Regions from separate parts of the Homo sapiens genome. Here region 1 is linked to region 2. The links are chromatin loops, found by intact Hi-C in ENCODE. Cell type or tissue: PC-3. All regions are shown on one strand. Links, peaks and the distances in the headings refer to the core of each region. The heading gives the core; the rest is flanking DNA. Region 1 holds the start of ZBTB48 (zinc finger and BTB domain containing 48). Region 2 overlaps DNAJC11 (DnaJ heat shock protein family (Hsp40) member C11).

Region 1 (14,555 bases), core at 386-8,385, 65 kb after region 2:
AGTCACCCACTTGGTCAACTTCCTCACCTCCTTTGAGTCTTTGCTTAAATCTCACCTTCTCAGTAAGACTCTAGAGACCCTGGCTACTTAAAATCGCAATCGAACCCCACTCACAACTCCCCAACCCCTTGGCCCGCCTCTGCTTTTTCTTCTTCGGCAGCACTTCCTCACCGTCTACTGCAGGCAGATGGACTTATCTGTTATCTGCATTGCCTGGCAAGCAGGTCGGCTGCACAAGCACCTTTGTTTAGTTCCCTTAAATGCATCCCAAGCACCCACAAAGCCTTGCTGGCCACCTGGTAGACTGCTTAATCAATGAACTAAACGAACTCGACCTCAGAGCCCCTGTGCAGCCTGCGACAGCTCCTCCCACCTTCCAGAGGCCAAGCAGCTCTCTCATCCTCTTCCTCTACAGCAACTATCTTCATCCCCCATCAAAATGACTTCATGAAGCCATCCCCTCCCAGTTCTCAGGGCCAGTCCAGCAAGCTGAAGCCCAAGGAAGGGATGGAAACTGCCCCAGAGTCTTACCCCAGCAGAGTACTTGAAAGCAAGCATCCAGCAGTACACAGGCTGCCCCAGGACCCCCGACACTGGGGTTATCCCAGCATTCCACTGGCAGCAGCTGCCCTGAACACGGTGCACAGGGACAGCGAACGGGTTTCCCCCTGGCTCCCATTCTAGGTGATTACTAGTGTGCCGCCCAACCTGGCATGGCAAGAAAACACACCATGATAGACTAGTGATGTCTTGGCTGGGAGTGGCAGGACTGGAAGGCATGCCACTGGGCCGCCATCCCCACAGGCCTTGCAGGGACTCCAAAGCAGTGCCGCCCAAGGGGATTCTCCACGATGATGGAAATGTGCTATGTCAGCACTGCCCGATTCAGCCACCAGGAGACACGTGGTTCCTCACCACTTCAGATTTGGCTAACGTATCTGAGGAACTGAATTTTTATTTAATTTTAAATTTTAAGTTAAAATAGTCCCTGGGGGCTGGGCACGGTGGCTCTCGCCTGTAATCCCAGCACTTTGGGAAGCTAAGGCAGGTGGATCGCAAGGTCAGGAGTTTGAGATCAGCCTGGCCAATATGGTGAAACCCATCACTACTAAAAAGTAAAAAAATGGCTGGGCACGGTGGCTCACGCCTGTAATCCCAGCACTTTGGGAGGCTGAGGCAGGTGGATCACAAGGTCAGGAGTTCGAAACCAGCCTGACCAACATGCTGAAACCCTGTCTCTACTAAACACACACAAAAAAATTAGCCAGGTGTGGTGGCGCGTGCCTGTAATCCCAGCTACTCAGGAGGCTGAGGCAGGAGAATCGCTTGAACCTGGGAGGCAGAGGTTGTAGTGAGCTTAGACGGAGCCACCACACTCCAGCCTGGGCGACAGAGGGGAGACTCCATCTCAAAAAAAAAAAAAAAAAAAAGTAAAACAATTAGCTGGGCGTAGTGGTGCGCACCTGTAGTCCCAGCTACTGAGGAGGCTGAGGCAGGAGAATCGCTTAAACCTGGGAGACAGAAGTTGCAGTGAGCCAAGATCATGCCACTGCACTCCAACCTGGGCGACACAGTGAGACTGTCTCAAAAAAAAAAAAAAAAATAACAGGCTGGGCGCAGTGGCTCATGCCTGTAGTCCCAGCACTTTGGGAGGCCGAGGCAGGTGGATCACAAGGTCAGGAGTTCAAGACCAGCCTGGCCAAGATAGTGAAGCCCCATCTCTACTAAAAATACAAATATTAGCCAGGCGTGGTGGCAGGCACCTGTAATCCCAGCTACTCGGGAGGCTGAGACAGGAGAATCGCTTGAACCCAGGAGGCGGAGGTTGCAGTGAGCCGATCTCATGCCACTGCACTCCAGCCTGGCAACAGAGTGAGACTCCGTCTCAAAAAAATAAAATAAAATGAAAAACAACATAGGCTGAGCATGGTGGCTCACACCTGTAATCCCAGCACTTTGGGAGGCCAAGGCGGGTGGATCACAAGGTCAGGAGATTGAGACCATCATGGCCATCATGGTGAAACCCCGTCTCTACTAAAATACAAAAAATTAGCCGGGTGTGGTGGCATGTGCCTGTAATCCCAGCTATTTGGGAGGCTGAAGCAGAGGAATCACTTGAACCCAGGAGGCAGAGGTTGCACTGAGCTGAGATCACGCTACTGCACTCTAGCCTGGTGACAGAGCAAGACTCCAACTCAAAAACAAAAACAAACAAAAAACATAAAATAGCCCCTGGGGGCTGGGCATGGTGGCTCACACCTATAATTCCAGCACTTTGGGAGGCCAGGGTGGGTGGATCGATTGAGCCCAGGAGTTTGAGACCAGCCTGGGCAACAGAGCAAAACCTTGTCTCCATTAAATGTAAAAATAAAAATTGTAATAGCTCCTGGAGTTCCTGGTTACTTTATTGGACGCTGAAGGTTTAGACAAATAGACTTGAATGCCCCACTGACACCCCAGAGTGAACACTTCCCTGGAAACGCAGGTAGCACTGAACCAAGGCTTGGCACTGTGGCCCAAAGCCCACACTGCCAGGCTTCAAGCCCACACTGCCAGGCTTCAGAAACACCTAAGGTTGGGCCCCAGCTCTAGCACAGGGGCCACAGGTTTCTCATTCTGTTAGCAGAGACCAGCTGGAGGTCAAGGTCCACAGTGGGTGGAACCTGTTGACAAGATGTACACAAACCCATCTCCAACCAGAGTACTCACAGGACAGCAAGGAAGAAGAATCCAACCCAAAGCAGGCTCTCACTTCCTGATTATCAGAGGTGTACCAAGGCCAGACACTATGTGGGTCTGAGATGGATCCCCCAGCCCCTACCTCACCCAGAAGTGGGAAGTGCAGGACCCCTCCCCCAACGTGGGAATGGCAGACAGGAAAAGAAAATAGAAAAACAGAACGTTTACCTGTTGTGGACTTTTAGATAATATTTGCTGAGGAACTTTTTATGACATGTGGGGCATTCGACCGGCACCGCTGTACCTTTTCTGTTCTCAGCAGGCTCAGCTGCTAGGGAGCCCGCGCTCAGGGCTGGCTCAGCTGCACAGGGCTTTCGGATTACATTTGACTTCCTCCTGGTCAGCACAGCCTCAGGCTCAGACATGTAATCGCCATCCCCATCATCCTCCACTTGAACCACCACTTCCCACTAGAGCACAATAGGCAGCAGGAGGGGGTGGCGTCACCAAATGAATCAGCAGGAGTTGTAGGGACCCAGCTCCAGTTCCATCCCAAGCCCCAACCCTGACAAGTCCCTTCATCAGACAAGTTCCTTCAGGGGCCCAAGGCAGAGCATCTGAATCTTGGATTCAGAGGAAAGTGGCTGTGTTTGTGGGGAACTGGAAGCTCAGCTGGAAACACTGCCCTGGGGAAACACCTGTAACCCTGATGCTGCCCACTCCTCTCAGGAAGGTGGCAACCGTGAACAGCTGGGGCTTGCAGAAAGGTCAGCCTGAGGTCACCAGCTTCCTTTGGAGAAAGCCTGTTCCAAACCCACATTAACAGAGATTGTCTTAAGGTCCACATATTTTTTTTTTTTTTTTGAGACAGGATCTTGCTCTGTCGCCTAGGCTGGAGGGTAGTGGCACCATCTCAGCTCACTGCAACCTCCACTTCCTGGGCTCAAGTGATCCTCCCACCTCACCCTCCTGAGTAGCTAGGACTACAGGTGTGTGCCACCACACCCGGCTAATTTTTGTATAGTCTTTGTACAAATGAGGCCTCGCCATGTTGCCCAGGCTGGTCTCGAACTCCCAAGCTAAAGTGATCCACCCCCCTTGGCCTCCCAAAGTGCTAGGATTACAGGCGTGAGTGAGCCATCACACCCAGCCCAGGGTCCCTATTATACCAAAAAAGTGTCTATTCCCTCTATTTGTCTCCCCAGTCCCAACACCCTGGGCACAGTACCTCATTACTGCCGCCCTGCAGCTGGGCACCTTCAGCCTCTAAGGGCCTTGGGGGCACTTTGCAGTCCTCGGGTTTCTTGTCCTCAAGGGGACAAGGCTTCAAGGCCTGCTTCAGTTTCCCACAGAGGGAGGAGGGGCCCTCACTCTGAGCTGGGGAATGGAGCTGGGGCCTCTGAGGACTATGACTGCCTCTGGGCTCCTGATCCCTGGGGACTAGACCCAGAGTCCTCGAAACTTCCTCTTCTTCCAAGCCTGCCGGCTCCTTGACGTGGCTGTTCACATTCTGGGAGGCAGGGGGCCCCAGCCCACTCTGGCCACCTGCTGCCTGTCCCACTGAAGTTTTGGGCTTGAAGCTCTGGCACAGCTCTACGGCCTCTGGCACTCGCAACTCCCTGGCTGCCAGGAGCACCTGATCCCGGTTCCCTGAGGTGAGAGCGAGGTGACCAGTGTAGAAAAAGTCCAACAAGAGGCCAAAGATCTCAGCGAAGCCAGCAGGGAGGACGACACTGCCCCCTGAGCCATCCCCGTAGAGGCTCTGGAAAAAGTGACTGCAGCAGGCAAGGACACTCCAGTGTGCCTTAAACACCAGGCCCCCCACGTCCAGAGTGGCGTCGCAGTACTGGCCCTTCTCCCGCTGCTTGTTGAGCTCCTGCAGAACCCTCACACTGTGCTGGACGAAGGAGCCGTCCATGGTCTGGAGGGCAGGGAGGCAGAAGTGACACCCCGGCCAGCCTAAGCGAGGGTATGCAAGAGAAAGCTCCTGGAGTCAAGAGAGAGAAACGGGAAGTTGGCCTCTACTCAAATAATCATATTTATCAGCACGAGGGCTTGGGTCAGGGTGAGGGGTGCACGCGGAGGGCTGGAACACACTGACAGCCTCCCGGGGGCCGGGGGCCATATTGGATTGGCCAGGGGGGATGCTGGATGGGGGGCCAGGGTCGTGAAGAAGGGCCTGGTGAGAAAAATCCAAGTTTGGGGAAAGGAGACATGGGATGAGAGCGAACGGACTGGCCCGGCACAGTGAGAGGATCCCGGACGGCGGAGGGCGGCAGCCGGGGACAGGTGAGCGAAGCCCACGCCGCGCCCACAGGTCCCGAGCGGCCGAGCGGAAGGCAGCCACGGCGGCCCGCAGCCCCTCCCTCCCTCACCCCGCGCCCTCCTCACCCAGGCAGGTCCTCCCTGAGCTGGCCCCACTGGCCCCCTGCTCCGTCGCCTCCACAGCCCACGAACCTAGTGCCCGGCTATGCGTACCCCGCCGACAGTGCGGAGACTCCACCGTCTCCGCGCCGGACGTGACGTCAAAGCGTGCAGGCCAGGAGGTGCGCCTCGGAAGCGTAGAGCTTCTAGCTCCGGCCCCCGAGGGCGGGGCCCCGCAGAGAACGGCCAATGGGATGCGGGGACGACGCCTCGCCCTGTTCTTTTGGCGCTGGGCCCGCCTCCGGAGTTGCCTAGCAACGTCAATCTGGGCGGTCAGCCTTTTCCAGGCTCTGGGTTCAGACTTGAATCCGTTACACCTCACACTCTCCCACGACAGGAGACCAGATACGCATTTCACTTCTTTATTGGCAGCCCGGAGCCTGGTCTAGGCTCTCCCAGGCGCTTACACGTCCCAACCCCAGACCGCGATGCCCAAAGACCTCCCGGACACCCCCGGCCTGCTCGACCTTCGACCCTCAGGGCAGAGAAGGCTGCCAGCCGTGCCTGCTGACCCACTGGTCAGGTGGAGCCGCAGCGCCTCGTGTAGTCCTGAATGGAGGCCTGGAAGTGCTCTGTGCTGTTGAGGTCTGGGCGGCAGAGGATCACGTAGCACTTAGGCAGAAAATACCCACCGAAGCCGCTGCTCAGGCTGCTCAGCCCAGCCATCATGTTGGCCGCAGGCAGGTACTTGCCGTCGTAGACGCTGGCCGTGGTGAAGAAGGCGATCCAGGACACGAAGTTGAAGAGCAGGCTGAAGGTGACACATTTGGCCTCGTTGTAGTTCTCTGGCAAGTCCTTACCCAGGTAGCTGCAGGCAAAGGCACTGATGGAGAGGAGGCCATTGTAGAGGAAGGCCAGTATGAAGCCCAGGGAGTTGGTCTCTGTGCACTCAAGCATCACCAGATGGGGGAAGCGCTGGTATTCCCTAGCAGGCAGTGGGGTCCACACCACCAGCCAAGTTAGACAGATAAGCAGCTGGGCCGCTGAGCTGATCATCACAAACAGGCCAGCACCGTGGTTTTGGACCCAGGCGTGGTAGAATGTAGGTACCTTGGTGGAAAACTTGAAGATGATGATTAGTTGGAATGAGCGAACTGTCAGGCAGGACAGGAAGATGGTGAAACCAAGGGCAAAGAGGGCCTGGCGTAGCAAGCACGCAGGCCTTGTGGGTTCCCCAAAGAAGCCATAGAGGCTGCCACTACCTGCTGCCAGGGAGCCCAGCATAAGAAAGCACAGGCGGCCCCCTGCTGACCTCACCACAGGGGTGTCTAGGTGCCAGGCAAACAGGCCAGCAGTCCCAAGCAGCAGCAGCAGCAGCAGCGTGTTAGCTGCCAGCAGCACCCAAGAGGTGTGCTCACGCAAAGCCAAAAACACCACAGTGCGCGGGAAGCAGGTCTGGCTTCCCTCAGGTGCCCACTCTTCTTTCCCACAAGGCTGGCATCTGTAGAGGTCTGAAAGGGAAGGCCAAGAAGGTTCCTGAGAGCCAGATGAGCAGAGTAGGAATAGGAAATAGGGGCCTGCAAGATACTGGGAGAATTGTACCAGGGCAGCTAGACTATACTAGGCATAGTGGGATGGGGGTAGCCGGGAGTGGGGCCTGAGGCCACGCATTTCCTCAAAATGCCTGTGTTAATTACAGACTCTGGAGACACACAGGTCGGTTCTGTATGGCTCATGATCCCATGAGGGTTTTGCAAACCCTAGGGAGGACCTTAACCTGGTAGCTCTGCCCACATACCAGAGAGGTTACGATCTGATGGGAGCAGCCTGCTCCCAAGGGAGGGCATTGTAACCCCTCTCTCTTGCCAGCATTTCCATGAACCACTTTCCTGAGCTGCTGCTCTGTGGTTTCTCTGAGTCCTGACCCTCTGAGGACAGAAGGGAAGTATTCCTGTCCCTACAGAGATGGTGAAAGGAAAGAATGTGGCCCCTGGACACCAACTAAGGACCTGAGTCCTTAGCTACCTAATTTGCTCTCTGTTCTTGACCTTGCATTTCTGGATGGGGAATGCTGTTTTTTTCTCTGCTGCAGACACGCTAGTATCTGTATTCAGGCCAAGCTGTTCAAGGAGCTAGCTGTCTTTGGCATGGGCAACAGAAGGGACAGTAGGACAAGAGGGCACAAAGGGAACAATAGCTATATTCATTTAGAGAAAGAGGTTGAATTCAGGATACGACTGCTTTTGTAGGAGTTGTGATGACAGCTCTCTAACAGAGGACACACCTCAGTCTAAGGCTTTCAGTTGGCTAATTCTTTCTTTCTTTCTTTTTTTTTGAGACAGAGTTTTTCTCTTGTCGCCCAGGCTGGAGTGCAATGGTGCAATCTTGGCTCACTGCAACCTCCGCCTCCCGGGTTCAAGCAATTCTCCTGCCTCAGCCTCCCGAGTAGCTGGAATTACAGGCACACGCCACAACGCCCGGCTAACTTTTTTTGTATTTTTAGTAGAGATGGGGTTTCACCATGTTGGTCAGGCTGGTCTCGAACTCCTGACCTCAGGTGATCCACCCACCTCGGCCTCCCAAAGTGCTGGGATTACAGGTGTGAGCCACCGCGCCCGGCCTCCTTTCTTTTTTTGGGGGGACGAATTCTCGCTTTGTGGTCCAGGCTGGAATGCATCTTGGCTCACTGCAACCTCCGCCTCCTGGGTTCAAGTGATTCTCCTGCCTCAGCCTCCCGAGTAGCTGGGATTACAGGCACGCGCCACCACACCCAGCTAATTTTTTATATTTTTGGTAGAGATGGGGTTTCACCATGTTGGCCAGGCTGGTCTCGAACTCCCGACCTCAAGTGATCCACCCGCCTCAGCCTCCCAAAGTGCTGGGATTACAGGCATGAGCCACCGCACCCAGTGGCTGATTCTCTTGATCAGAATTCTGTCTGGTAGCAGGTGTCCTCCAACCTGAAGCTAACTGGCAGCCCAGTGACTGGGCCTTGGTTCTGGGGCAGGGCACATGGGGCCCAAGGGAGGCCCTCCCTCCACCGTGCAGCCCCCGGGAGTGCTGGGTAGCTCGCCTGCTCCATTGCCCACTCACCACTCTTGTTGAGGAAGGTCCCAGCCCCACAGGGCACACACTCAAAGCAGCAGTGATGGAAACCCGTAACCACTCGCTGGTGCCCTTCAAGACAGTCGCTGGAACACACAGACTTAGGCACCTGTAAGAAGCCAGAGGGGCCACACGTAGGGGCCCAAGTCAAAGGACAGCTCACATGTGGAACAGAAAACAGAATCTCTGTGCATCTGCCCTCAGGGCTCACTCCCAGGGCAGGGCCCCTGGTCGTGTGAACTTCCGCCCCAGGGCATCTGCACACTCGCCTACGGAGTGTCTTCCCTGCTTCCCTGGCCAGGATGGGTAGAGTGGTGGCAGCTGGACCCCTGGGGCCCCCCTCCTGCTCCCTGTACACTGTGTCAGCATCACCCCCAGGCTCTAGGTTGCCCATAAGCCAGTTACATGGTGAGTAGCCACATCCCCATTACCTGGTTGTCCTTTCCGTGCCACTGGATTTTGGTCTCATTTATGTTTAGCTGAACTGGAGACCATGTGGAGGAACCGAGGACCGTGAAGGTCCACTTGGGTCCATTCCAGTCCCAGGCAATTATGTTATAGCTACTGAGGGGATCTCTGTTGTCATTAAACGCCACAGTGTCCTTGTGTAGAAGGAAATGCACCTTGTGGATCTGCTCCAAAAGCTGAAAGAAACGCGTATCATGAAGCCACCACAGACAGCACAGACCCACATGGTCCCAGAAGCAAGGGCCTGGGGCCTTCCTGGGTTTCCGTCCTGGTGGTTTCAGCCCATCAGGAAGGTCTCGTCCCTTCCTTCTTAGGAAGCCCCTCAATCTTCCCCACCAACCTCCTGAGAGGAGGCCTCTAACAAACACTCCTTTACAGACAGTTTTAGCCCTGGATCTTATCACTTGACACTTCCAAGACACAGTGGGTGAGAGAAGGCAAGGATCAGAGAGAAAGATCTGTCTAAGAGAAGAGAGCTAATGCCTGTAATCCCAGCACTTTGGGAGGCCGAAGCAGGAGGATCACTTGATGCCAGGAGTTCGAGACCAGCCTGGCCAACATGGTGAAACCCCATCTCTACTAAAAATACAAAAATTAGGCCGGGTGCGGTGGCTCACGCCTGTAATCCCAGCACTTTGGGAGGACGAGGTGGGCGGATGACAAGGTCAGGAGATTGAGACCATCCTGGCTAACATGGTGAAACCCCGTCTCTACTCAAAATACAAAAAAAATTAGCTGGGCGTGGTGGCGGGCGCCCGTAGTCCCACCTACTTGGGAGGCTGAGGCAGGGGAATGGAGTGAACCTGGGAGGCGGAGCTCACAGTGAGCCAAGATCGCACCACTGCATTCCAGCCTGGGCAACAGAGCGAGACTCTATCTCAAAAAAAAAAAAAAGAAAAGAAAAATTATCCAGGCATGGTGGTGGGTGCCTGTAATCCCAGCTACTCAGGAGGCCGAGGCAAGAGAATCACTTGAACCCAGGAGGTGGAAGTTGCAGAGAGCCGAGATCGCATCACTACACTGCAGCCTGGGTGACAGAGCCAGACTGTCTCAAAAAACAAAACAAAACAAAACAAAAAACCTCAAGTTAGTGGCATTTATCCCCCTTGGCATTTAGAGTGACCGGAGAGTGCCCACTCTGCTCATCTCAGGATTGGCTGTTCTCCCTGACAGGAGGTGCTGGGGTGGGCTCTCTTACCTGCCAGGGGTAGACTCGGCCCCTGGAACAAGCTCCAGAGGCACAGCCCAGGAGCTGGTGGAGGCCATGGGCCACCGCATACACAGCCCGGTATGCGTTGTAGGCAGAACTCATGGAGAAGGCTTTGAGCTTGGGCATCGTGTGTGCCATGAAAGCTTGGCATTCTCTGCAGAGCTGATTGCTGCTGCACCAGGAGCCCTTGTGGCAAGGCCTAGGGGCCTTCTTGTCTGCCCGGGCATAGGCTTCTTCAAACGCCTTCAGGCCAGGGACAGCCCTCTTCTGGATGGCCACGCCCAGCACCATCCCAATGCGCTGGATCCCGGGCACCCCAGTGATGTGCCTGGAGAGGGCCCAGGCTTCTGAGGCGACCCACACCTTGCCAGTCAGGTTGGTCAGCACCACGGACTCGAAAAACACCCTGGCCAACTGCCGGCTGGAAAAAACAACCACGACGGTGGCCCCGGCCTGGGCCAGGTGGCGCATGAGGCACTGCATCCTCTCATCGCCCACCTGGGCAGAGAAGGGCATGATGTCCTTGAAAGCAATGCAGATCCCCTGACCAGTGGCCTGGTTCTCCAGTGCCTGCACCCCTAGCTGCCCATAGTCGTCACTGCTGCCAACCAGAGAGATCCAGGTCCACCCGAACTTCTGCAGCAGCAGCACCATGGTCTCCACCTGGTACTTGTCATTGGGGATGGTGCGCAGGAAAGAGGGATACTGCCGCTTCACGCTGAGCGTCTCGCTGCTGGCCGCATAGCTAATCTATGGGAGGTCCCGTTCAGCCATTTCAGTCTCCACTGAAGGCCCCCCCAGTGCCTGGCCCTGTGCTGGGTGTGGGGATACAGGGAGCCGGGGAGACCAGGAGAGCACCCCTCAGCCTGTGAAACTGACAAATCACCTGCGAAGGCTCCACTGGGGCAGGTTCTGGGGGAGGGGTGGGAATCTGCCTGGGGACAAGGGGTGAGGGGATGCATTCCAAGCAAAGGAGACAAAACCTGCATAGGAGTGAAATAGTCCCGTGTGTTTGGGGACCTTCAGGGACTTCCACTGGAGGCAGTTTGCAAGGAAGAAGAGAAGCATGTGTAGGTCAGGGCAGAAGTTAGGTCAGTGGCCTGTTAGGAACCGGGCCTCACAGGAGGAGGTGAGCAGCTGGTGAGTAAGCGAAGCTTCATCTGTATTTACAGCTGCTCCCCTCCTGTCAGATCAGCAGCAGCATCAGATTCTTGTAGGAGCTTGAACCCTACTGTGAACTGCACATGCGAGGGATCTGGGTTGCACGCTACTTATGAGAATCTAATGTCTGATGATCTGTCACTGTCTCCCATCACCCCCAGATGGGACCATCTAGTTGTAGGAAAACAAGCTCAGGGCTCCCACTGATTCTACATTATGGTGAGTTGTATAATTATTTTATTATATTAATACATTATGGCCGGGTGCAGTGGCTCACACCTGTAATCCCAGCACATTGGGAGGCCGAGGTGGGTGGATCACGAGGTTAGGAGTTTGCGACCAGCCTGGCTAACACGGTGAAACCCCGTCTCTACTAAAAATACAAAAAAATTAGCCGGGCATGGTGGCGCGCGCCTGTAGTCCCAGCTACACGGGAGGCTGAGGCAGGAGAATGGCGTGAACCCGGGAGGCGGAGCTTGCAGTGAGTCGAGATCGCGCCACTGCACTCCAGCCTGGGCGACAGAGCGAAACTCCGTCTCAAAAAATAAAAATAAAAATAAAAATAAATAAATAAATAAATGTAATGCACTTGAATCATCCTGAAACCAACCCCTCACACACCCGTCCTTAGAAAAATTGTCTTCCACGAAACCAGTCCCTGATGCCGAAAAGGTTGGGGGCCACTGCTGTAAGCCACAGGGAGTCCCTAAGGATGTCCGCAGAGAAGTGCTATGTTCGGACTTGCATTTTTTCTTTTCTTTCTGAGACAGAGTCTTGCTCTGTCGCCCAGGATGGAGTGCGGTGGCGTGATCTTGGCTCACTGCAACCCCTGCCTCCTGGGTTCAAGAAATTCTCCTGCCTCAGCCTCCTGAGTAGCTGGGATTACAGGTGCCTGCCACCACGCCTGGCTAATTTTTGCATTTTTAGCAGAGACAGGGTTTCACCACGTTGGCCAGGCTGGTTTCCAACTCCTGACCTCATGAGCTGCCCACCTTAGCCTCCCAAAGTGCTGGGATTACAGGCGTGAGCCCCCGCGCCCGGTGCCCGGCCGGGACTTGCATTTCATGAGCGTATCTCTGACTTCAGTGAGGAATGAGTTAGAAGAAATTTAAGACTAAAATCAGGGGGAAGCCTTAGGACACTGATGGGAGAATCTAGCTGAGGGGTGATGCTGGTGTGAATTCCAGCTGTGGCTGTGGCAGTGGAAAAGGAGGCCAGAAAGGATGAAAGGTGGGGAGCAGGGCAAGGAGGAGCAGCAGTGGGCAGGACTCCAGGGTGATGGCCACTCCCTCACTACCCTCCACCAGAGGATTGGGGCTAATACAGGAAGAAAAGAGGCTTTTGTTGTGTAGGGAGGTAAGGTCAATCTGGGCCTTGCTGGGTCCATGATGTGGCAATGTTGGGCCAGCATCAGGGGCTCAGATCAGAGGGGAGGGGACTGAGAATGGGAGGTTAAACCACGAGCCCACAGCCTGCCTGGGAACTGGAAAAGGGGAGGAGAGGAGGGCGAAGCCTGCTCCGGGGAATCACCTACCTTTTCAGAGGAAGTGGGGCAAAAGGAGAGAAGAGCTGCAAGTGAAAGCCAGGTGGGGGCAGGGGGCTGAGGGGGGCATAAATTCCAAGGAAAGACTCTCATAGGAGGACTGGTCAAAAATGTCACAAAGGGCACGGTGCCTCATGCCTGTAATCTCACCACTTTGGGAGGCCAAGGCAGGTGGATTGCTTGAGCCCAGGAGTTCAAGGCCAGTCTAGGCAACATAGTGAGACCTCTATCTCTACAAAAAATACAAAAATTAGCCAGGCATGGTGGCACATGCCTGTGGACCCAGCTACTTAGGAGTATGAGGTGGGAGGATTGCTTGAGCCTGGGAGACAGTGAGACAACATTGCACCACTGCACTCCAGCCTGAGTGTCAGAGTGAGACTGTGTCTCAAAAAAAAAAAAAAAAAAAAATCACAAGTCACCTAAGATAAAGAAGGACTGCAAAGTAGGATTTGGATACCTAGAAGGTGCCCCAGCTCACAGCGAAAGCAAGAGTGGTGGGGACAGAATCGGGCTGAGGGTCAATGAGGGCAGGGAGAGGCCAGCAGGAAACTCCCATGGGAAGGGGCAGGGAGTCAGTGCTCAGGGTAGAGGGCCTGGAAGAGGGAGAGGAATGAGGGCAACCACAGGCCAGGCAGGAACCCATGGGGAAGGATCCATAAGCCAAGGAGGGGCTGTGGTCCAAGGTACAGGGCAAGAATAAGCACAGAGACAGGACTGACATCAGCAAGGTGAGGCATGTCAGCACCTCTGAGCCAGGAGGGAAGAAGGAAAGGCAGGCAGGAGAGACTGGGATGATGTGGAGCAGTCTATGGGGTGGGAAGCAAAGGGTGTCCTTTTTTGGGGGGAGGATGGAGGGGACAAGGTATCACTCTGTCACCCAGGCTGGAATGCAGTGGTGCAATCTCAGCTCACTGCAACCTCCACCTCCCAGATTCCAGCAATTCTCCTGTCTCAGCCTCCCAAGTAGCTGGGATTACAGGCACACACCACCACTCTCAGCTAACTTTTGTATTTTTAGTAGAGATGGGGTTTCGCCATACTGGCCAGGCTGGTCTCGAACTCCTGGCCTCAAGAGATCTGCCCAGCCTCCCCAAGGGATTACAGGCATGAGCCACAGCGCCCGTCCAGGATGTCCATTCCTAACAAAGGCAACGGAACCTCTGGAGGGAGGAGGGAAGTGGAGGGCAGCAGGGGTACAGCTGAGTGGCAGTAGTTCCCAAGGAGAATGGGTTTTCCCATGAGAGTGGAGGCAGGGATCTGGAAGCAGCTCTGGAAAGAGAGGAAGGCTGGGGCAGGAACCACGCTGGGCAGGGACCCCTGACTTGTGACTAAAGAGCAGTGACCACCCAAGAGATCCAGGGGGCAGGCAGCCTTGGGGGGGACAGCAGCTCTTGCCCACATGCCCCAGCCCAGACTTGCCTGAAGGGAGATGGGCAAAGGTCTGAGGCTCCAGCTTACCATGGGCACCAGGAAAGGGCTCAGCAGGGCGGCTGTGGTGGCAGCACGGTTGGTGCTGTCAGGCCCAATCACTGCCAGCACCGTAGGGGAATAGTGGAGAAGGTCTCCTTGGAGCTCTATGTGGTGTTGCCCTGGCAGGGAGAGCACTCTCAGCGTGGCATACACATTGGCAGAGTCAGAACACACATCATACAGCTGGTACCCCAGGGTGATGTTGGGCAGCAGGGCCGTGGAGTTGTTTATCTCCTCAACCCCAAGCCGCATAGCCTGGAAGAGGTGGTAGCCATGCTCATTGAAGCTACAAGACCTGTGGAGAAAGCCAGTAAGAGACAGCTGAGAAGGACAAAGGCCTGCTGAGACCCTCTGGCCTCCTAGACTCTGAGGCTTGGGAGCAAAGGGAACCTTTGAGGTCATCGGTCCAGTCCCCCAAACCACAACTTCAACAAGGGCTCTCAAGCTCAGTAGGAGGAACAAGCTGGCCCTGATGGAGAAACTTATTAGCATCGAAAAGGTCCTGAAGTCCTGGAGCAGAGAAACCTGCTACATTAGTCAGTGTTTTCCAGA
Region 2 (14,555 bases), core at 2,524-10,523:
ATGAACCCAGGAGGCAGAGGTTGCAGCGAGTCAAGATCGCGCCGTTGCACTCCAGTCTGGGGGACAAGAGCAAAATTCCGTCTCAAAAATAAATAAATAAATAGGTCTCATATCTGAGAAGTCCTGTCAGTCTTCCTCACAGTTTAAAATTGGCATAGAAAAACAAGGTTTCCTATGAGATGCCAACTTCTAGAAATCCAGCCTCTGAAACTCCGTGTGTTTGTTCCCTTTGAGCAAAAAGCCTGTGGGCTCTTTTTCCTGCACAATTCAGAAGGCAGGTGCTCTCTTCCGCGTGATGGTTCACTGATTGGTGGCCATTTAACAGCCAGTTCTGCCGAGCAAATTGAGCTGCATCAAATTAACATTGAAGAGTTGCTTGAAAGTCACCCAGACTAGTAAACACGGCAGCCAGGCTCAGCTGTGACTTCCAAGGCTGTGCGGGTGTGGAACCGCGGCTGGGCTTTAACATCAGGCTCCTGAGGACCGCCCCAGTGACCTGGGAGACATTTGGCGCAGGATGAAAATGAAAAGGAGTCGGCAGTGCATGCGGGGGTGGGGGGCACACCGGACCGCAGTCGGTGCTCTGCAGGTGGCGGGGGGCTGCGCCGGGAGGGGTAGGGGGAGCCAGCTGGTCTCCTGACCTCAGCCTGGGAGGCAAGGAACAGAGGGGAGCAGTTTTTTCTTTGGAGGGACACCAATGAAACATGTGCCTTTGAAGCCTGGGTCTCCTTTGGATCTGTGGCAGCAGACAGCTCCATTTGGCAAAGGTTAAGATGAGACATTAACAATCTTCCACCCCCTTCTTTTAGAGCCCTGGCAAGACCAGTGAATTGAATGAAGGAATTATACCTAGAGGTACATACCTGAGCCTGGGTTGCTGCTATGAGATAAAACACCATTAATGCCTTCTCTTTTTCCTTTTCAAACAGTTGGAATTTGGAGCTGGAGACCTACAGGGGCCTTTGTTCGGTCTCAAGCTGTTCCGTAATCTCACACCAAGATGGTAAATATGAGAGACAGCAGCTCCTCTTTGGTGGTCTTTGTTGGCTTAGGAGACTAGAACTGTGTGTTCTTTTTATCACAGTGGTTGGCACTATCTTGTCTGTCCTACAAGGTCACTGCGTACATCAAGGGCAGGTATAGCACTGGCGTGAAGCCCAGGCAGTGTGCAGGTGGGAAGAGGCAGGATTGAGGGGGCCGGACCCTTGTCCCAGCCCTGGCCAGGCTGCACCATCCAGGTCTCGCACCTCCCTTACCTATGCCACAAGGCCACGGAGAAAGAGTGCCTTCAGGGAGAGTTGGTCAGTGGACCGAAACACTTACAGACTTATGGATCGTTCCATTGTCCCAGAGAATGACAGACTGCCTCATCATCGGGTTGATTGACATATGCCAGAGATGTAGTCCCCAGCCAGCCTCTGCTTCCTGTCGTCTCTGCTGCTGCCATGTCACACTCCTAGAACTGTATATCCCTGTCCCTTCTAGAACGACAGCAGTGTCTTCATTTCCTATATGGTGGGTGCAGTGATGTCTGTGTGAGCTCAGATAAAAGAATTGGTGGAGGGTAAATAATACCTCTTTCTTCCAGAGGAAGATATAGCTGAAGGAGTCCTAGAATGGAGCACATGGAGTTTATTTTATTTATTTATTTATTTTGGAGACAGGGTCTTGCTCTGTCTTGCCCAGCCTGGAGTGCGGTGGTGTGATCTCGGCTCACTGCAGCCTCTGCCTCCTGGGTTCAAGCTATTCTCCTGTCTCAACCTTCCGAGTAGCTGGGACTACAGGCGTGTGCCACCACACCCAGCTATTTTTGTATTTTTAATAGAGATGGGGTTTCACCATGTTGGTCAGGCTGGTCTCGAACTCCTGACCTCAGGTGATCCACCTGCCTCGGCCTCCCAAAGTGGTGAGATTACAGGCGTGAGCCACCACGCCTGGCCTATTTTATTTTACTTTATTTTTGTTAGAGACGAGGTTTTGTTCTGTTGCCTAGGCTAGAGTGCAATAGTCCGATCATAGTCCACTGCAGCCTTGAACTCCTGGGGTCAAGCAGTCCTCCTCCCTCAGCCTCCCGAAAAACTAGGACTACAGGCGTGTGCCAACATGCCTGGCTCATTGTTTAGTTTTTTTTAGGGATAAGTTATCTCTATGTTGCCTAGGCTGGTCTCAAGCTCCTGGATTCAAGCAGTCCTCCCACCTTGGCCTCCCAAAGCACTGAGATTAGAAGCATGAGCCACTTCAGCAAGCCTGGAGTATATGTTTTTTGTTTTGAGACAGGTCTCACTTTGTCACCCCGGCTGGAGAATAGTGATGCAATCTTGGCTCACTGCACCCTCAACCTCCCAGGCTCAGGTGACCCTCCTGAGTAGCTGGGACTACAGGTGTGCACCACCATGCCTGACTAATTTTTGTAGAGTTGGGGTTTCTCCTTGTTGGCCAGGCTGGTCTCTTAACTCCTGACCTCAGGTGATCCTCCCACCTTGGCCTCCCAAAGTGCTGGCATTACAGGTGTGAGCCACTGTGCCCAGGCACAGTGGCATGAATAACTTTCTTATCAAACATGTATTGTAGGCTGTACAAACATGTACAAACATGTACAGGAGTTCGAGACCAGCCTGGCCAACATGGCGAAACCCCCTCTACTAAAAATATAAAAATTAACCAGGCATGGTGGCGCTTGCCTGTAGTCCCAGCTACTTGGGAGGCTGAGGTGGGAGGATCTCTTGAACCCAGGAGGCGGAGGTTGCAATGATCCAAGATCACACCACTGTACTCCAGCCTAAGCAGCAGAGCAAGACTGTCTCAAAAAAAAAAAAAAAGTTAGTTATTACACTTCCAATGAGACATGTATCTGTGTGCCTGCCACGCTCTGCAGGGGTTGACCTAATCCCTGCCCACTAGTCTGGTCGTTTGTCTGTGGGGCATGGGGCAGAGAACACAGGCAGGCTTGCAGGTCAGCCTGTTGTAGGGAGAGCAGGAGAAGTTGGGAGAGAGCCTGCGAAACAGGAGGACGTGGCCTGTGGGGCAGGCGGAGGCCGCTTAGGCACCAAAGCAGTGCTTCCTGGCTGAGCACGGTGGCTCATGCCTCTAATCCCAGCACTTTAGGAGGCCGAGGCGGGTGGATCACGAGATCAGGAGATCGAGACCATCCTGGCTAACACGGTGAAACTCTGTCTCTACTAAAAATGCAAAGAATTAGCCGGGAGCGGTGGCGGGCGCCTTTAGTCCCAGCTACTCGGGAGGCTGAGGCAGGAGAATGGCGTGAACCCAGGAGGCGGAGCTTGCAGTGAGCCGAGATCGCGCCACTGCACTCCAGCCTGGGCGACTCTGTCTCAAAAAAAAAAAAGCAGTGCTTCCAGACACAAGAAGAGGAAAAGGAGCCGATGTGACTCACACCTGCAATCCCAGGGCTTTGGGAGGCCAAGGTGGGAGGATTGCTTGAACCCGGGAGGTTGAGGCTGCAATGAGCTGAGATTGCACCACTGTACCCCAGCCTAGGCGACAGAGCAAGACTGCCACCGAGAAAAATTTTTTTTAAAAGATGGAAGGAATGTGGGACATGCTGCCATGGGGCATCACCTGGGTGCTGCTCACAACACAGCTCCACAGTCCCCTGCTCTACGTAATTGGATTCACCTACTGGGTCTGCAAAGGGGACCGGGATTCATACTTAGAAGAGAACAGCAGGGAAACAGCATCTGTATACACATCAGTGTTGTCCTGACCCTGTCTACTTAGATTGGTCACCCCAGATGCTGGTTAAAAGCCGCCTCGGGGGCAGGGTGTGGTGGCTCATGCTTGTAATCCCAGCACTTTAGGAGGCCAGGTGAGACGATCACTTGAGCTCAGGAGTTTGAGACCAGCCTAGGCAACATGGCAAAACCTTGACTCTACAAAAAATATAAAAATTAACCAGGTGTGGTAGCACACACCTGTAATCCCAGCTACTTGGGATGCTGAGGTGGGAGGATCGCTTGAGGCCAGGAGGTCGAGGCTGCAGTGAGCCATGATGACACCACTGCACTTCAGCCTAGGTGACAGAGCAAGACCCTCTCTCAAAAGAAAAAAGAAATGCTGGTCAGGTGCGGTGGCTCATGCCTGTAATCCCAACACTTTGGGAGGCCAAGGCAGGCGGGTCGCCTGAGGTCAGGAGTTCAAGACAAGCCTGGCCAACATGGTGAAACCCTGTCTCTACTAAAAATACAAAAATTAGCCAGGCGTGGTGGTGGGCACCTGTAATTCCAGCTACTTGGGAGGCTGAGGCAGGAGAATTGCCTGAACCCGGGAGGCAGAGGTTGCAGTGAGCCAAGATCGTGCCACTGCACTCCAGCCTGGGCGACAGAGCCGAGACTCTGTCTCAAAAAAAAGAAAAAAAGCTGCTTTGGGTCTTATGAGGGAGGGGACTGGGAATCTAGGTGTTTCAAGCGCCCCAGGTGATTCTTAAGGTCACACAAGCTTGGGAGACACTTCATTAAGCAAAATCTTTTGGCCGTTTTGTTCTGGTTGAGCCTCAGTGTCTATTCATTGAGTGGTCACCAAGAGTTTGGGGTGGACTGATCATCAGCATTTACAGGTTTGGAAATTGAATTTAGTTTTACTACTCAGAGCTTATTAGACTTGAGCAGATTTAAACGGAAGGACAACTGATTTATAAACAAGGGGGTGATGTGTGACCAAGGATGCCAGCTTCTTTTTTTTGTTTGTTTTGTTTTGTGTTTGAGACGGAGTCTTGCTCTGTCACCAGGCTGGAGTGCAGTGGCGCAGTCTTGGCTCACTGCAACCTCCACCTCCCAGGTTCAAGCTATTCTGCCTCAGCCTCCCAAGTAACTGGAACTACAGGCACATGCCACCACGCCTAGCTAATTTTTGTATTTTTACTAGAGACGGGGTTTCACCATGTTGGCCAGGATGGTCTCAATCACTTGACCTTGTGATCCACCCACCTCGGCTTCCCAAAGTGCTGGGATTACAGGCGTGAGCCACCGCGCCCGGCCTACTAGCCCAGTTTCTTAATATATAGTGGCCAGGTTAGTTATGGATGTCTGCTAACCACGGTCCTCTAATCCTTGGATCAAGTTGCAGATGTTCCTTGATTTACGATGGAGTTACGGCCGAATAAGCCATCTTAAATCAAAAATATCGACCTGTTGGCTGGGCACAGTGGCTCGTGCCTATAATCCCAGCACTTTGGGAGGCTGAGGCAGGTGGATCACCTGGGGGCAGGAATTCGAGACCAGTCTGGCCAACATGGTGAAACCCCATCTCTACTAAAAATACAAAATATTAACCGGACATGGTGGTGGGCGCCTGTAGTCCCAGCTACCCAGGAAGCTGAGGCAGGAGAATCACTTGAATCCAGGAGGCGGAGGTTGCAGTGAGCTGAGAAGATCACGCTACTGCACTCCAGCCTGGACGAGCGAAACTCCGTCAAAAAAAAAAAAAAAAAAAAAAGACCTGTCCAGGCTCAAGTGCTCCTTCCTCCTCAGTCGCTGAGACTACAGGGCGTGCCGCTACACCTGGCTAATTTTGTGTCTTTTTTGTAGAGATGGGGGTTTTGTCATGTTGTCCAGGCTGTCCTTGAACTCCTGGGGTGAAGCAATTTGCCTCCTCAGCCTCCCAAAGTGCTGGGGTTACAGGTGTGAGCCAATGAGCCTGCCTACTGTTATTTTAATGGCATAAACATCACCTCCAGAGCTTAGAAAGGAGAGAAAGAAACTTAGGCAATTGATGTGGAGCTCTTTATTAAAGAAACCAGCTGTTAGTTTACCCTTCAGCACCTTGAATGAAGTGTGAATTTCTGTTAGTAAAATGAAATACCTCTTTTCAACCAGAAGATGGGGCTGGACTCCCTTGGAAAGAAACTGCAGAGGCTCTTTTCGGGAACCGGTTTCCTGTGCTCGCTTTGCCTGTAGTTTCTGTCACTAGTACCCAGCTGTGGTCACTAGTACATCAGAAATCACACAGCAGCTCCAAAAATATACTGATGCCTCCACCCAGAAATTCTGGTTCCATAGGTCTGGGGTGTCCTCTAGGTAAGTGATTCTCAAACTCTACTGCACATTGGAATCATTGGGACACTTAGCACTCCAAGCCCACACTGAAGGAATCAGCATGCCGGCGAAGAAGCCACCAGCCGTGATTTGTGGATGAGCCAGGTGATTCCAGCGTGCAGTATGAGCACCACTGTCTTGGACTGCTTAATATGAGACCCTCCGTTGGTGATTCTGACTTGCACTCCTCGGCCCCCATCCATTCTAACTTGAGTGGGGTTGCATCTGCTGGCATAGGAATGCAGACAGTCAGGTGCCTATTTGGTTGTAGCTAAAGTTAGGGCGGCTGAGGGGAGTCGGGAGGTTACTAGGAAGATTCTGGCTAGGACCCTCCCCCTCTGTGTGGATAGAGGCCTGACCTCCTGCTTTTTTTTTTACTGGGAGCTGGCCCAGGGATGCATAGACGTGACAGTAAGTGAGGTCTTAGCCAGGCAGAGAGGAAGTAACAGAACAGCTGAGAGCAGGTGCTATCCAGGACCTATTCTGTCTCTGTGTCTCTCCAGCTTTGTGACAACAAACTGTGCTCTGCAGTTTTCATCCCGTGGAATCCGACCCGGCCTGACCACTGTCCTAGCTCGGAACCTAGACAAGAACACCGTGGGCTACCTGCAGTGGCGATGGGGTATCCAGTCAGCCATGAACACTAGCATCGTCCGAGACACTAAAACCAGCCACTTCACTGTGGCCCTGCAGGTGAGCCGAGCAGCCATCATCTCCTGCAGACAGAGCTCTGGGAGGACCCCTCCTCCCAAGCACTCAGTGCTCCCCTTAAATCCTGCGTCCTGATCACCACTAAGTCTAAGCCCATACAGGGCCCTGAGGGGCAGGCTCTCGGTGCTCACACTCGAGTGACCTGGTGGAACCTTCGAGTATGAAATGCAGTTGCCTTCAGGCGCCTGGGGCAGCTTTGTTGGATCATCTTAAAGCAGAACAACATCTTAATGTCTGGTGGGAGCCACCCACGGAATTGGGGGCGGGCAGATGAAGCCCCATAGCAGAATCATGCCCTCGGACGCCCCTGTGGCCACACCAGGGCTGGTACATGAGAAGCCCCACACGGGCCACTGCTCCTTGGCTCTCACCAGCCGCTGCCACCTAGGAGCATAGGCTCAGTGTCACCAGAGTTTTTTATTTCTTGTGAGAAGCTAGAAAACTGGGTTTTCAGTGAAGTCTCCCACTTTTTAATTACTGGCTGCTAATAAATCATGGTGCACTCACTGCGGCTGCCAGACCGTGACCCCTGCCTTAAAGGCCTGTGTGCAGCAGATGCCCAGAGCTAGTGGGAGGGCAGATACCCATCTCCCCACAGAGTCACACGCCCTAGCCACGCATCCTTGCACCCTCTGTCTCCCCAGCTGGGAATCCCTCACTCCTTTGCACTGATCAGCTATCAGCACAAATTCCAAGATGACGATCAGACTCGTGTGAAAGGATCCCTCAAGTAAGTCCTGGCCTGGCTAAAATGGAAGCACACTGGTACTGCATGCGGGTCTTCACAGTGGAACCAGTTGGTGTAAGACACCTTGCTCGTGTGAATATCTACGTGTGTGTGACATTTTTGGAGAGCTTCCTATTTTGAGGCTGTGGGGGATTTAACACTACAGTCCCAGCCCTTGAGGAGCTTAGAGAGTGTTGTGGAAGAACTAGACCATGGGTGTCCCAACTTTCTTCTGTCATGAATCTGCTCCCTGGGGGTCGAGGAGGCTGGAGGGAGGGAAGGGAAGGTACCTGGCCTCTTCTCAAATGACAGCTGCCCCTGAAGTGATGAATGAGGGGCACAGGCACAGACCGCGTTCTCTCCCTGCAGAGCAGGCTTCTTTGGGACGGTGGTGGAGTACGGAGCTGAGAGGAAGATCTCCAGGCACAGCGTTTTGGGTGCAGCTGTCAGCGTTGGAGTTCCACAGGGTGTTTCTCTCAAAGTCAAGTAAGTTGAACTTAGGCCTTTCGGGTCAAGGAATGCCTGTCACCTTCACTCAACCAGGCTTTACCCAAGTTAAGGCTGAAATAGCCTTTGCATTGTAATTTTGTTCTTAAAGACACAGTTGCTTGGCTAGGTGCAGTGGCTTATGCCTGTAATCCCAGCACTTTAGGAGGCCAAGGCGGCCGGATCGCCTGAGGTCAGGAGTTTGAGACCAGCCTGGCCAACGTGGTGAAACCCCATCTCTACTGAAAATACAAAAATTAGCCAGACGTGGTGGCACACGCCTATAATCCCAGCTATTTGGGAGGCCGAGGCAGGAGAATTGCTTGAACCCGAAGGCGGAGGTTGCAGTGAGCTGAGATGGAGATCGTGCCACTGCACTCCAGCCTGGAGGACAGTGAGACTCCGTCTCAAAAAATATAAAAAAAAAAATTCAGCCAGGTGCCGTGGATCACGAGGTCAGGAGATCGAGACCATCCTGGCTAACATGGTGAAACCCCATCTCTACTAAAAATACAAAAAATTAGCCAGGGGTGGTGGCGGGTGCCTGTAGTCCCAGGTACTCGGGAGGCTGAGGCAGGAGAATCGCTTGAACCCAGGAGGCGGAGCTTGCAGTGAGCCAGGATCGCTCCATTGCACTCCAGCCCGGGTGACAGAGTGAGACTCCATCTCAAAAAAAAAATACAGTTGCTTGTGTCTTTGCTGAGTAAGCAAATGTCAAGCAGTGCATAGTTCCAACACCGAGTGAGTGAGGTGTACGTCTGAGCTCCAGCAGCCTCGCCTGATGTCACAGGATGCATCCTAGCAGCCCAGTCCTCCTGGAGTCACTGGCCTGGCAGCTATCCCCCGGGCACAGCATCTCCAGTAGCAGCTGCCATATCGGTTCATCCCTCTCACCAGGGGTTTCCATTGGCACACATACCCTTGCTCCACCTGAGTCTAGTCACTGTCCTCTCCTTAGTTCCTCAAAAGAGTTGTCTGGTTTTGGCCGGGCACTGTGGCTCACACCTGTAATCCCAGCACTTTGGGAGGCCAAGGCGGGCAGATCACGAGGTCAGGAGATTGAGACCATCCTGGCTAACACGGTGAAACCCCGTCTCTACTAAAAATACAAAAAATTAACCGGGCGTGGTGGCGGGCGCCTGTAGTCTCTGCTACTTGGGAGGCTGAGGCAGGAGAATGGTGTGAACCCGGGAGGCAGAGCTTGCAGTGAGTCGAGATGGCGCCACTGCACTCCAGCCTGGGCATCAGAGCGAGACTCCACTCAAAAAAAAAAAAAAAAATGTCTGTTTTCGCTTGCATCCGTCTTCTTTCTTTCTAAACGTGCTCCAGTCAGGCCTCTCCAGCAAAACCAGCCCTCTCCAGAATCAGCCTTTCTCACCTCATCAGTGGGGCACCCTCCCTCCTGTGGCAGATCAGAGGGTGATTCTTCTTCATCTCATTTGGTCTCTGCACCTGCTGTCGCGGTGGCCGTTCCCTCCTGCCCTTACAGCCTCTCTGCCCTGAGTTTCCAGGATACCACGCCCTGCTCTGGCTTTCCGTACCAGATGGCTGCTGTCTCCCAAACCCCTAAATGGAGGCACCACTGCAGGGCACAGCCCTTCTCTCTCGACTCACTCCCAAGCAGTCATGTCCAGCCTCATGGCTCTCATGCCCTGAGGACTCACGTTGCAAGTGCCAGCTTGGACCACCCCCTCAATCTCCAGCTCATATATTTGTCCAGCTTTCTCTTCCTAATCTCTACTTGGATACCTAACAGCATCTCAGATGTCACGTATCCAAACAGAACTCGATCCCTCCCTGTGCCCCCAGAAACGAAGAACCTTCAGAACCTGCTCTGCCCGAAGTCTTTCCCATCTCTCTCTCTTTTTTTATTTTATTTTTATAGAGACAGGGTCTCACTTGGTTGCCCAGGTTGGTTTTGAACTCCTGGCTTCAAGTAGTTCTCCCGCTTCGGCCTCCTAAAGTGTTAGGATTACAGGTGTGAGCCACAGCGCCCAGCCTCCTTTCCTATCTCAGTAAATGAGAGCTCTGGCCTTCTACTTGCTCTGTCCAAAAACCTTGGAGTCAGCCTCGATCTCTTTCTCTCCCACACTCCAAATCATACATATCTCAAAATCATCTCCTGAACATGTACTCCAAAATTGTATCCCCAGTCTCGCCATTTCTCAACCTCACTGCGGCCAGCATCTTTGTCTTAGTTACACAGCACCCTCCCCACGGAACCTGTCTCCCTCCTTGTGTGTCTGCTTTCCGTAGGAGAGTCCTTTTTAAAATTGAAGGCAGTTCACGTCTGTCTTCTGCCTAAAACCTCAGAGGTTCCCTCAATTCCAGTCGGAGGCCAAAGCCCTTCAGAGACTTTGGAGCCTACAATGCCCTCCGTGATGTAGTACTCCTCTCTACCCCAACCCCAGCCATCCTGACCCCCTGGAGCTATTCCTGGCACACACCAGGCCCCCTCCTGCTTATGAGGTGGCCTTTGCTATTTCTCAGTCTGCAGATAAATACGTGGCCATTTCCTTCACTCCCTGTAAGTATCTGCTGTCTGCTCAAATGTCCCCTAATTCACCTTGTATAACATAGTAGCCCTTCCCCTTGCCCCAGGTGATCCCCCCCACCATGTTTGCCATGTTCAATCTCCAACGAGCCAGTCTCCATCTGAAGGGCCATCTCCTGCACTCCTCATCAGACATAAGCTCTTGGACTTGGTCCATTTTATTCTCACCCGCACTTCTAGAACCTAAAACCCATCGTGGTACTTGAGAGGAACTCAGTGAGTGAATCAAAGTGGATCACAGCTCAGTTTTGGAAACAAAGCCAAATCACTTACCTAGATTAGAGCTGGCGTCAGCCATCTCTCCTCAGATAATATTTGAAGGCTCAGTACAGTGGCGCGCACACTTTGGGAGGCCAAGACAGGAAGATCACTTGAGCCCAGGAGCTCAAGGTGGTAGTGAGCTGTGATTGTGCCCCTCAGCCTAGATGACAGAGTGAGACCCTGTCACTTCAAAAAAAAAAAAAAATTTTTGTCTTGAAGTCTACCTTATCTGTTACTATATAGCTTTTTTAGTCTTCTTATGCTTACTATTTATTTTTTTTACCCATTCACATTTAACCTGTCTCTGTTTGTGTGTGTGTGTGTGTGTGTGTGTGTATATATATATATATATTTTTTTTTTTTTTGGAGACGGAGTTTCGCTCTTGCACCCCAGACTGGAGTGCATTTGGCTCACTGCAACCTCCACCTCCCAGGTTCAAGCAATTCTCCTACCTCAGCCTCCTGAGTAGCTGGGATTACAGGCGCCCACCACCACACCCAGCTAATTTTTGTATTTTAAGTAGAGACAGGGTTTCACCATGTTGGCCAGGCTGGTCTCAAACTCCTGACCTCAAGCGATCCTCCTGCCTCAGCCTCCCAAAATGCTAGGATTACAGGCGTGAGCCACTGAGCCTGGCCAAGTTTTGAGTGTTCTTTATCAATTCTGGAATTGCTTTTATTCTGGAAGAGCTTTTATTCTGGAAGAGTGTGATCAGGTATTGTCAGTGGCTACTCAGCATGTTTTCTTTTTCTGGCTTTTCAGCAGTTTGTGATGTACATAGATAAGGCTGTTGTTGTATTTATGATGCTTGGGGTTTCCTAAACTTCTTGCATCTGTAAATTTCCTTTTCCTCACTGGGGCTCTAATTACCAATATATTAAACTTAACACTCTTCCACGGGTTTCTGAGATTCTGTCCATGCATCCTCAGTCCTTTTCCTCTTGTTGACCAGGCTGGAGTGCTGTGGTACAATCTGCCTCCTGGGTTGAAGCGTTCTCCCGCCTCACTCAGCCTCCCGAGTAGCTGGGACTACAGACAGGTACCACCACGCCCGGCTAATTTTTGTATTTTTGGTAGAGATGAAGTTTCACCATGTTGGCCAGGCTGGTCTCAAATTCCTGACCTCAGGTGATTCGCCCACCTCAGCCTCCCAAAGTACTGGGATTACAGGCGTGAGCCACCACGCCTGGCCAAATTTTTTATATGTGGTCCAGAGTTTACACATTGGTCCAATAGGAGCTACTTTACTCAGCCACCACTGGAAGCAGAACCTCCTTAACTGACTAACTTTTGAAGTCTTCACTAACTTCTTTGGAAACCTCAGTTAAGAACTGAGATGTGACTCTCCAGTGACATCTGGAGGAGCCCATTCCTGTCCTCTCCAGCCTATGACTGAATGCACCTGTAGGGGACGTTGACCCCGTGAAGTGTTCCTCTTGTTGCTTTGGCTTGAGGTCAGCAGACACTGGGATCTTTCTTCTGTCACAGTGTCAGATCCATCAGCCAGACTTTGGAACGGGAGGCCAGAAGGTGGTGGACTGTGAAAGGAGCAGACTGCAGGCTCCTTTAACTCGCAGCTGCACGCAGCACAAGTTCTCTTCCTGTGCCTGACACCCCATTGCCCTTCCCTGGAAAACCTGATTCATCTTGGCTTTTTTTTTTTTTTTTTTGTATTTTTCCCCAGGCTCAACAGGGCCAGTCAGACATACTTCTTCCCTATTCACTTGACGGACCAGCTTCTGCCCAGCGCCATGTTCTATGCCACCGTGGGGCCTCTAGTGGTCTACTTTGCCATGCACCGTCTGATCATCAAACCATACCTCAGGGCTCAGAAAGAGAAGTGAGTTGACACGTCATGGGCATGTCACTAGCCAGCCCTGTGCCTCAGTTTCCTCACCCTTAAAATGGAGAGGATAACAGAGCCTCCTGCGTCGGGTGATGAGGAAACCTGAATTAAGTAATGCATGTAAAGCACTTAGGCTGATGTCTGGGTCACGATTGGTAAATGTTAACTATTTCTCCTCATTGTCCGTAGTTGGACTGCTGTTATCTCTTCGTTTGTAAATCTTACTCTCAGAAAGGACTGGAGTTTATAGAAGTGTTGGGCCTCGGCTGGGCGTGGTGGCTCACGCCTGTATTCCCAGCACTTTGGAAGGCTGAGGCAGGTGGATTACCCGAGGTGAGGCGTTCAGGACCAGTCTGGCCAACATGGTGAAACCCTGTCTCTACTAAAAAAATAGAAAAATTAGCCGGGCGTGGTGGCACGTGCCTGTAATCCCAGCTACCTGGGAGGCTGAGACAGGAGAATTGCTTGAACCTGGGAGGTGGATGTTGCAGTGAGCCTAGATTGCGCCATTGCACTCCAGCCTGGGTGACAGAGCAAGACTCGGTCTCAAAAAAAAAAAAAAAAAAAGTGTTGATCCTCTAAACCATGGCCTCAAGAAAGAAGAAGTTTTCCTTTCTCCTTTCCCAGCGCTGAGTTTAAGAGGAATGCGTTCTGGATCCGTATGTGAGGGGCCTGCGTTAACTAGAGTCTTGAAAGTCACAGAAACACAACGTTTTTGCAGTTTCTTAGATAATCCATTGGGGCATGCCGTGAAACCTAAATTATTAGTGCAAGCATCTCTACAGAAAACTGAGAGCTGGTATAGATTTGTTACTTTATAATATCTCATTTAGTAAAGCATTGCACTTAGAGAATCTCAGATAAAGGAATGAATCTCCTCTTCTGGGCCCGTCTGGCCTTTGGACTCAGAATCCTAATTCCCTAGGAGGCTTGAGGCTTAGAACAAGACATGTGCTGGCCCAGCCTTCTCTCAGAAGGGAGGACAGGCATATGCTGACCCCAAGGCCCATACTTTGTTACAGGAAAGCGGATCTGTGTGTCTAAAGTGGTATTAGTTGTTCCTACCAAAAGTGTTATTTAACAACTCACGCCTGTAACCCTAGCACTTCGGGAGGCCGAGACAGTAGGATCACTTGAGCCCAGGAGTTCGAGACTAGCCTGGGCAATATAGTGAGACCCCCATCTCTATCTTAAAATTAAAATTAAAAAAATAATAATCCCACAAGGTTGGTGGGATCTCCTGAAATTCTCCTGTGGTGGGGTCTTCTTTCCAAAGAGACTGACAGTCGGTGTCCCGTCAGCTTGGTGAGGAGGTGGGGCAGAGCCATCTAAGGATAAAATGAAAGCTGCCAGCCTGTGACTAACAGACTTGCCTGAGACTGTCGTGGGAATATTTTTTAAAGTTCTACAACTGAACTCCAGTAAGATCACAGACTGTTTGCTGGGCTCGGGTCCAGCACGGGAGGGGCTGTGTTGGCTGGAAGCTGGGCAGCGCCGCGCTAACGTGGGGCTTGTGTTCCTCTCGCGTAAGGGAATTGGAGAAGCAGAGGGAAAGCGCCGCCACCGATGTGCTGCAGAAGAAGCAAGAGGCGGAGTCCGCTGTGAGTGCTGCCCCACCGTTCCCAAGCGAGGGCTGTAGGGGACACACTCCACACCCCACATGTTGGTCTCAGGGCCTTAGAGGTCAGACTTCTCTTCTCCAACAACTTGGCTCTCCACTTAGTCTTTATTGTGGGATGCGACACTGGGCTCTGCAGTCCCTGCCCTGAAGATAATTACCCTCCAAAGGCCTAACAAGGGCTTTTTTAAAGTGGTGAGTATTGGCCTCTTTTTCTTCCCTCTGAGTGTTCTGCCTTTTACTGAGCAGGAGGGAGCAGGCTTCCTGGGTATGTGGCGAGCATACTGCCAGGTGGCCATGG

Evidence for each region. Hi-C counts contacts between places; a loop is a spot of excess contacts. Peaks named below come from ENCODE experiments on the same cell type or tissue, not always from the same donor. Only the 100,000 strongest peaks of a DNase experiment are listed, where the experiment ranks them.
Region 1: a loop joins it to region 2, with 9 times the contacts of the local background. A loop is called at or near these places in 10 of 110 quality-filtered maps.

The regions. Positions count from the first base shown.
Region 1 is chr1:6,570,652-6,585,206 of GRCh38, reverse strand. TAS1R1 (taste 1 receptor member 1) reads right to left here. Exons shown (of 6, transcript NM_138697.4): 2 at 13,992-14,298; 3 at 9,815-10,576; 4 at 8,580-8,792; 5 at 8,137-8,257; 6 at 5,452-6,554. The coding sequence ends at 5,623. ZBTB48 (zinc finger and BTB domain containing 48) reads right to left here and starts at 5,213. Exons shown (of 11, transcript NM_005341.4): 1 at 5,071-5,213; 2 at 3,908-4,666; 3 at 2,908-3,149. The coding sequence starts at 4,597. It overlaps LOC107984912 (a long non-coding RNA gene), which reads left to right and starts at 5,774. Exons shown (of 3, transcript XR_002958250.1): 1 at 5,774-5,860. RefSeq lists enhancers at 2,620-2,669, 5,130-5,829 and a silencer at 4,949-5,078. In PC-3, for the core only: CTCF peaks have their summits at 881 and 4,219; DNase peaks (open chromatin) are centred at 3,156 and 5,286; H3K4me3 peaks cover 3,402 bases; H3K27ac peaks cover 843 bases.
Region 2 is chr1:6,637,977-6,652,531 of GRCh38, reverse strand. DNAJC11 (DnaJ heat shock protein family (Hsp40) member C11) reads left to right here. Exons shown (of 16, transcript NM_018198.4): 7 at 930-1,003; 8 at 6,554-6,743; 9 at 7,406-7,491; 10 at 7,858-7,974; 11 at 12,475-12,630; 12 at 14,168-14,237. Among named protein-coding and RNA genes, the nearest start is that of THAP3, 20 kb to the right of the region's middle. RefSeq lists an enhancer at 5,920-6,419. In PC-3, for the core only: a CTCF peak has its summit at 5,837 (motif pointing right); no DNase peak of the experiment used is centred there.